Regions from separate parts of the Homo sapiens genome. Here region 1 is linked to region 2. A link is an interaction called in ENCODE POLR2A ChIA-PET data of the cell type or tissue named here. Cell type or tissue: GM12878. All regions are shown on one strand. Each heading gives the region's core, and the rest is flanking DNA. Links, peaks and the distances in the headings are about the cores only.

What was found. ChIA-PET counts read pairs that join two places held together with the same protein. Peaks named below come from ENCODE experiments on the same cell type or tissue, not always from the same donor. Only the 100,000 strongest peaks of a DNase experiment are listed, where the experiment ranks them.
Region 1: POLR2A ChIA-PET joins it to region 2 with 7 read pairs; 12 of 35 experiments call an interaction of 5 or more read pairs at or near these places.

What each region holds. Positions count from the first base shown.
Region 1 is chr1:28,380,950-28,385,464 of GRCh38, forward strand. All of the region lies in intron 1 of PHACTR4 (phosphatase and actin regulator 4), which reads left to right. Among named protein-coding and RNA genes, the nearest start is that of PHACTR4, 13 kb to the left of the region's middle. In GM12878, for the core only: no CTCF peak of the experiment used is centred there; no DNase peak of the experiment used is centred there.
Region 2 is chr1:28,596,560-28,600,800 of GRCh38, forward strand. It overlaps a transcript of RAB42 not described here. Among named protein-coding and RNA genes, the nearest start is that of RAB42, 6.4 kb to the left of the region's middle. RefSeq lists an enhancer at 2,514-3,095. In GM12878, for the core only: no CTCF peak of the experiment used is centred there; no DNase peak of the experiment used is centred there; H3K27ac peaks cover 969 bases.

The DNA.
Region 1 (4,515 bases), core at 290-4,289, 220 kb before region 2:
CACTGACAATGTATAAGCATTTCTTTTTCTCCACAATCTCGCCAGCATTATTTTTTGAATTTTTTTTTTTTTTTTCCGAGACAGAGTCTTGCTCTGTCACCCAGGCTGGAGTGCAGTGGAGTGATCTCGGCTCACTGCAGCCTCTGCCTCCCGGGTTCAAGCAATTCTCCTCTCAGCCTTTCCAGTAGCTGGGATTACAGGCCCACACCACCACGCCCGGCTAATTTTTGTATTTTTGTAGGGACAGGGTTTCACCATGTTGGCAGTCTGGTCTTGAAATCCTGACCTCGTGATCTGCCCGCCTCGGCCTCCTAAAGTGCTGAGATTACAGCCGTGAGCCACTGCGCCTGGCCTTTTTTTTTTTTTTGAGACGGAGTCTTGCTCTGTCACCCAGGCTGGAGTGCAGTGGCGTGATCTCAGCTCACTGCAACCTCCGCCTCCCGGGTTCAAGCGATTCTCTTGCCTTAGCCTCCCGAGTAGCTGGGACTACAGGTGCATGCCACCACGCCTGGCTAATTTTTTGTGTTTTTAGTAGAGACGCAGTTAAACCATGTTAGCCAGTATGGTCTCGATCTCCTGACCTCGTGATCCGCCCGCCTCAGCCTCCCAAAGTGCTGGGATTACAGGCATGAGCCACTGCGCCTGGCCTGGCCTATTTTTTTACTTTTTAATACTAGTCATCCTGACTGGTATAAGATGGTATCTCATTGTCATTTCGATTGGCATTTCTCTAATGGTCAGTGATGTTGAGCTTTTTTCATATGATTGTTGGCTGTATGTATGTCTTCTTTTGAAAAATGTCAGTTCATGTCCTTTGCCGACTTTTTTCTTGTTTCTTTTTGAGACAGAGTCTTGCTCTGTTGTCTAGGTTGGAGTGCAATGGCACAATCTTGGCTCGCTGAAACCTCTGCTTCCCAGCTTCAAATGATTCTTGTGCTTCAGCCTCCTGAGTAGCTGGGATGACTACACCACCACGCCAGGCTAATTTTTGTATTTTTAGTAGAGATGAGGTTTCAACATGTTGGCCAGGCTGGTCTCGAACTCCTGGCCTCAAGTGATCCACCTGCCTTGGCCTCCCAAAGTGTTGGGATTACAGGCGTGAGCCACTGCGCCCAGCCCTTTGCCTACTCTTTAATGGGGTTGTTTAGTTTTCTTCTTACAAATTTGTTTAAGTTCCTTGTAGATGCTGGATATTAGACCTTTGTCAGATGCATAGTTTGCAAAAATTTTCTCCCATTCTGTAGGTTGTTTGTTCACCCTGTTGATAGTTTCCTTTTCTGTGCAGGAGCTCTTTAATTAGACCCCATTTATCAATTTTTGCTTTTGTAGTAATTGCTTTTGGTGTCTCTGTCATGAAATTTTTTTTTTTTTTGAGACAGAGTCTCCCTCTGTTGCCCAGGCTGGAGTGCAGTGGCACGATCTTGGCTCACTGCAAGCTCCGGCTCCTGAGTTCACTCCATTCTCCTGCCTCAGCCTCCCGAGTAGCTGGGACTACAGGCGCATGCCACCACGCCTGGCTAATTTTTTGTATGTTTAGTAGAGACAAGGTTTCACCGTGCTAGCCGGGATGGTCTCGATCTCCTGACCTCGTGATCCGCCCGCCTCAGCCTCCCAAAGTGCTGGGACTACAGGCGTGAGCCACCGCGCCCGGCCTATCATGAAATTTTTGCCCATTTTTATGTCCAGAATGGTATTGCCTAGCTTGTCTTCCAGGGTTTTTGTAGTTTCGGGTTTTACATTTAAGTCTTTAATCTGTCTTAGGTTAATTTTTGTATATAGAGTAAGGAAGGGATCCATTTTCAATCTTCTGCATACTAGCCAGTTATCCCAGCACTGTTTATTATTATTAATTTATTTATTTTTAGACAGAGTCTCGCTCTGTTGCCCAGGCTGGAGTACAGTGGCACGATCTTGGCTCACTGCAACCTCTGCCTCCTGGATTCAAGTGATTCTCCTGACTCAGCCTACTGAGTAGCTGGGACTACAGGCCCCGCCACCATGTCTGGCTAATTTTTGTATTTTCAGTAGAGACAGGGTTTCACCATGTTGGTCAGGCTGGTCTCGAACTCCTGACCTCAAGTGATCCACCCACGTTGGCTTACCAAAGTGTTGGGATTACAGGCATGAGCCACCGCGCCTGGCCTCGTGCACCATTTATTGAATGGGGAATTCCTCATTGCCTATTTTTGTCTGGCTTATCAAAGATCAGATACTTGTAGGTGTGTGGCCTTTATTTCTGAGTTCTCCATTCTGTTCTATTGGTCTATGTGTCTTTTTTTGTACCAGTACCATGCTGTATTGGTTACTGTAGCCCTGTGGTATAGTTTGATGTTGGATAGCATGATGCCTCCAGCTTTGTTCTTTTTGCTTAGGATTTCCTTGGCTCTTTTGGTTCCATATGAATTTTAAAATAATTTTTTTTTCTAGTTTTATGAAGAATGTCAATAGTATTTTAATAGGAATGGCATGGAATCTATACATTTCTTAGAGCAGTGCGGCCCTTTTAACAATATTGATTCTTCCTATCCATAGGCATGGGACGTTTTTCCATTTGTTTGTGTCATCTCTGATTTCTTTGAGCAGTGTTTTGTAGTTCTCTTTGTAGAGATCTTTCACCTCCCTGGTTAGCTGTATTCCTAGGTATTTGTGTGTGTGTGTGTAGCAGTCGTGAAAGGGATTGTGTTCCTGATTTGGCAGTCAGCTTGACTGTTGTTGAGGTATAGGAATGTTAGTGATTTTTCACGTTGATTTTGTATCCTGAAATTTTGCTGAAGTTGTTTATCAGCTTAAGGAGCTTTTGTGCTGAGACCATGAGGTTTTCTGGATACAGGGTCATGTTGTCTACAGACAAAGATAGTTTGACTTCCTCTCTTCCTATTTAGATGCCCTTAAATACCTACTTCATTGAATTTTTAACGTGCAGTGGTATTGAATTTTATCGAAAGCCTTTAATGCATCTGTTGAGATAATCATGTGGTTTTTGTCTTTAGTTCTGTTTATGTGATGAATCATATTTACGAATTTGCATATGTTGAACCAACCTTGCATCCCAGGGCTAAAGCCTACTTGATTGTGGTGGGTAAGCTTTTTGATGTGCTGCGGATTTGATTTGCCAGTATTTTGTTGAGGATTTTTGCATTGATATTCATCAAGAATGTTGACCTGAAGTTTTCTTTTTTTTGTTGTGTCTCTGCCAAGTTTTGGTATCAGGATGATGCTGGCCTCATAGAATGAGTTAGGAAGGAGTCCCTCCTCTTCATTCTTTTGGAATGGTTTCAGCAGGAATGGTACCAGCTCTTCTTGGTACATCTGGTAGAATTCAGCTGTGAATCCATCCGGTCCTGGGCTCTTTTTGGCTGATAGGCTATTTATTACTGACTCAGTTTCAGAGCTCGTTATTGGTCTGTTCAGGGATTCAATTTCTTCCTGGTTCAGTCTTGGGAGGGTGTATGTGTCTAGGAATTATCCATTTTTTCTAGATTTTCTAGTTTATGTACATAGAGGTGTTCATAATATTATCAGATGGTTATTTGTATTTCTGTGGGGTCAGTGGTAATAGCCCCTTTTCATTTCTGATTGTGATTATATTTGAATCTTCTCTCTTTTTGTCTTTATTAGTCTAGCTAGCAGTCTGTTGTATTACTTTTTTCAAAGACCCAACTCCACCAGGCGCAAGGGCTCATGCTTGTAATCCCAGCACTTTGGGAGGCCAAGGTGGATGGATCCCTTGAGGCAAGGAGTTTCAGACCAGCCTGGCCAACATGGCAAAACCCCATCTCTACTAAGAATATAATTAGCCATGCATGGTGGTGCACACCTGTAATCCCAACTACTTGGGAGCCTAAGGCATGAGAATCGCCTCAACCTGGGAGGTGGAGGTTGCAGTTAGCCAAGACTGCACCTCTGTGCTCCAGCCTGGACAACAGAGTGAGACTCTATCTCAAAAAATAATAACAAATAAATAAATAAAATAAAACAAAAAACCCAAATCCCTCCTGGATTTGTTGATCTTCTGAATGAGTTTTCAGTGTCTCAATCTCCTTCAGTTCAGCTCTGATACTGATTATTCTCTTTTGCTAGCTTTGGGATTGATTTGCTCTTGGTTATCTAGTTCTTTTAGTTGTAATGTTAGGTTGTTAAATTGAGATCTTTGTAACTTTTTGATGTGGATACTTAGTGCTCTAAATATCCCTCTTAACACTGCCTTAGCTGTGTCCCAGAGATTCTGGTATGATATATCTTTGTTTTCATTAGTTTCAAAGAACTTCTTGATTTCTGCCTTAATTTCATTATTTACTCAAAAGTCATTCAGGGCCAGTAACAGTGGCTTATGCCTGTAATCTCAGCACTTTGGTAGGCCGAGGCAGGTGGATCACCAGAGGTCAGGAGTTTGAGACCAGCCTGGCCATCATGGTAGAACCCCATCTCTACTAAAAATTCAAAAATTAGCCAGGCATGGTGGTGCATGCCTATAGTCCTGGCTTCTTGAAAGGCCGAGACAGGAGAATTGCTTGA
Region 2 (4,241 bases), core at 242-4,241:
TGCAGCGAGCTGACACCGTGCCACCGCACTCCAGCCTGGGCGATAGAGCGAGACTCCATCTCAAAAAACAAATAAATAAAAATAAAATAAAAATAAAAACTATGTTTTTGTACTCATTAGCCATACCCACTTCCCCCCACCACTACCCTTCCCAGCCTCTGGTCACCATCATTCTACTCTATCTCCATGAGTTCAATTGTTTTAATTGTTAGCTCCCATAAGTAAGTGAGAATGTAAAAAGTTTGTCTTTCTGTGCCTGGCTTTTTTCACTTATAATTCCAGTTCCATCCATGTTGTTGCACATGACCTGCCTCTTCTTTTTAAACATCCTTATTCATCCTTGTGACGTGGTGAGGTTGGCACAATCATCCCCATTTCACAGATAAGAAAGCTGGGGCCAGGAGAGGAAAATTACTTGCTTTAGGGTATCTTTTCATTCCTTCATCGTTTTTTTTTTTTTTTCCTTAGATACAGGGTCTCGCTCTGTTGCCCAGGCTGGAGTGCAGTGATGCAATCACACCTCACTGCAATGTCGACCTCCTGGGCTCAAGTGATCCTCCCACCTCAGCTTCCCAAGTAGCTGGGACTACAGGTGCACTTCACAAAGCTAACTTTTAAATTATTTGCAGAGACAGGGTCTCACTATGTTGCCCAGGCTGGTCTCACACTCCTGGCCTCAATCAATCCTCCTGCCTCAGCCTCCCAAAGTGCTGGGATTACAGGTGTGAGCCACTGTACCTGGTCTCCTTCATCAATTTTCTTTCTTTTTTTTTGAGACAGAGTCTTGCTCTGTCGCCCAGGCTGGAGTGCAGTGGGGCGATTTCGTCTCACTGCAATCTCTGCCTCCTGGGTTCAAACGATTCTCCTGCCTCAGCCTCCCAAGAAGCTGGGACTACAGGTGTGTGTCACCACACCAGGCTAACTTTTGTATTTTCAGTGTTTCACCATGTTGGCCAGGCTGGTCTCGAACTCCCGAACTGAGGTACTCTGCCTGCCTCGGCCTCCCAAAGTGCTGGGATTACAGGCATGAGCCACCGTGCCTGGTCCGTCAGAGGCTTATTATTATTACTTTGAGGTGGAGTCTTGCTCTGTCACCCAGGCTGGAGTGCAGTGGCGCAATCTCGGCTCACTGCAACCTCTGCCTCCTGGGTTCAAGCGATTCTCCTGCCTCAACCTCCTGAGTAGCTGGGACTACAGGCGCACGCCACCACGCCCAGATAATTTTTTGTATTTTTAGTAGAGATGGGGTTTCACCATGTTAGCCAGGATGGTCTCGATCTTCTGACCTCGTGATCCACCCGCCTCAGCCTCCCAAGAAGATGGGACTACAGGTGTGTGCCACCACACCAGGCTAACTTTTGTATTTTCAGTAGAGACAGGGTTTCACCATGTTGGCCAGGCTGGTCTCGAACTCCCAACCTCAGGTGATCCACCCGCCTTGGCCTCCCAAAGTGCTGGGATTACAGGCGTGAACCACTGCGCCCAGATGCTTCATCAATTTTTTTTTTTTTTGAGACAGAGTTTCACTCTTGTTGCCCAGGCTGGAGTGCAATGGCACGATCTCTGCTCACTGCAACCTCCGCCTCCCAGGTTCAAGCGATCCTCCTGCCTCAGCCTCCCTAGTTGCTGGGATTATAGGCATGCGCCACCACACCTGGCTAATTTTATATTTTTAGTAGAGATGGGGTTTCTGCATGTTGGTCAGCCCGGACTTGAACTCCTGACTTCATGTTATCCACCTGCCTTGGCCTCCCTAAGTGCTGGAATTACAGGCATGAGCCACTCCCAAAGTGCCTGGTCCGTCAGAGGCTTATTATTATTATTATTTTGAGGCGGAGTCTTGCTCTGTCACCCAGGCTGGAGTGCAGTGGCGCAATCTCGGCTCACTGCAACCTCTGCCTCCGGGGTTCAAGCGATTCTCCTGCTTCAACCTCCTGAGTAGCTGGGACTAAAGGTGCGTGCCACCACGCCCAGCTAATTTTTTGTATTTTTAGTAGAGATGGGGTTTCACCATGTTAGCCAGGATGGTCTCAATCTTCTGACCTCGTGATCCGCCCGCCTCGGCCTCCCAAAGTGCTGGGATTACAGGTGTGAGCCACCGTGCCCGGCCCTACCAGAGGCTTATTATTAAACCCACAGCAACCCCGTGAGGTTGGGCTGATCTTGTCCATTTCACAGACCTCAGCTCCAAGACAGAAAACTCATGTGGCTAAAGTGATGAACCCAGGCCAGCTCCAATAATCTTGTCCACTGCCTCAGGCCAGCCCCAGGGTGGGTCCTTTCTCAAACTTCAGCGCTCCAGTCCTACCCTCACTATCCCCCTCAGTGTGGCAAAATCTCGAGAGGCTGTAAGTGGCTTTGATGGGTGTGTGCCTGCACAAGCAGAGCGAGCCCAGGCTACAGGAAAGGCAGAGGCACCAGTGTACATTGTGCCACTCCTTTTGAGTCTCAGGCCTCTAGGTTCTCCTGTAATTCAGCATCCACACTGACCCAGAGGGATCTTTTTAAAGGACAGTTTTGGCTTGGCCGCCTCCCTGCTAGAATCCTCCTATGGCCCCACACCTACAGCATAAAATCCAAATCCTTTTGCTCTAATCCAAGCCTTTCATCACCTGGAGCCAGCTGCATCATCTCTAACCACTGGCCCAGGCGGCCAAATTCTGAACCAGGTGCAGCTCTGGACTTCGCATATGCTGTTTTCTGTGCCGGGAAAGTCCCAGCTCTCTCTCTCTCCCTGTGTTATCTGATCTGCCTGCAACACTCAGGTAGACATCACTTCCTTTTAACCACATTATCCCAGCTGCCAAAAATAGGACAGGCTTTGCTGTCAAACCTGGTTTGAATCTCAGTTCCACTAACAGTGGGACCCTGACTAACTCACTTTATCTTTCTAAGCCTCAGTGATTTAAAAATGGGGATAATAGGCCGGGCGCGGTGGCTCACGCGTGTAATCCCAGCACTTTGGGAGGCCGAGGCGGGTGGAACACGAGGTCAAGAGATCGAGACCATCCTGGCTAACACCATGAAGCCCCGTTTCTACCAAAAAATATAAAAAATTAGCCGGGCGTGATGGCACGCGCCTGTGGTGCCACCCCAACCCTGAGGGCCAAGGAGAGAACTCATCCACCAGGAAGGGAGGGGTCAAGAGAAGGGGCCTTGGAGGCCATTTAGAAGGATGGACACTGGACTAAGGGCACAGGTCTGAGTCCTGACCTGCCTAGTGACCTTGGACAGGTCACACGACCTCTCCAGATCTCAGCATTATCTGTAAAATAAGGGCCACATTGGATGACCTCTGAAGGCCCCTTCTTTTGTAACTCCAGGTAATTGTAAGACCCTAGCTTAACTCTGCTTTCCTCCTCCCAGCTTCACGCCATGCAGGCACAGGGGATTCTTTCCAGGATGGCTCCCTGGTCCCAGATGGCTCCTTCTGTGTCCTTGGAACTCATCCTGTTGTTACAGCCAGACCCTGCCCCTGTCTTTTGGTTAACTCCTTCTTGGGAAAACGTCTCAAGTCTTTTTTTTTAGATGGAGTCTCACTCTTGTCGCCCAGACTGGGGTGCAGTGGTATGATCTTGGCTCACTGCAGCCTCCACCTCCTGGGTTCCTGCTATTCTCCTGCCTCAGCCTCCCGAGTAGCTAAGATTACAGGCACATGCCACCACGCCCGGCTAATTTTTGTATTTTTAGTAGAAACAAGGTTTCGCTATGTTGGCCAGGCTGGTCTCGAACTCCTGACCTCAGGTGATCCACCTGCCCTGGCCTCCCAAAGTGCTGGGATTACAGGTGTGAGCCACCACACCCGGACTCAAATCTTATCACCTTTAGTCCAAAAAACTGTAGCAACTTCCGGCTAGTATCCCTCCTGCCTGCTTCCAATTCCACCTTCCACACTGGCAGCCAGAGAGGCTTTTAACATGCAAACATAGTTACACCACTCCTTCATCTGAAACTTCAGGGGTTCCCAAAGGCTCTGCAGTGGTGTGTGTGTGTGTTTTTTTTTAATGTGTGTGTGTGTGTGTGTGTGTGTGTGCAGTGGTTTTCAAAACTTTTTATCTGTTTTGAGCATTAGAATCCTCATCTGACGGAATGTTTCTCAGAGCCCTAAAAATGTCCAACAGTTAAGAAAGATGTTATGCAGACTGAAGAAAAGTGGAAAGCTTGGAACCAGCCTGCTGGGCCTCCCACACTACAGCCTGCAACACACACACAACACACAGCAGCCTCCAAGGCATGGGCAC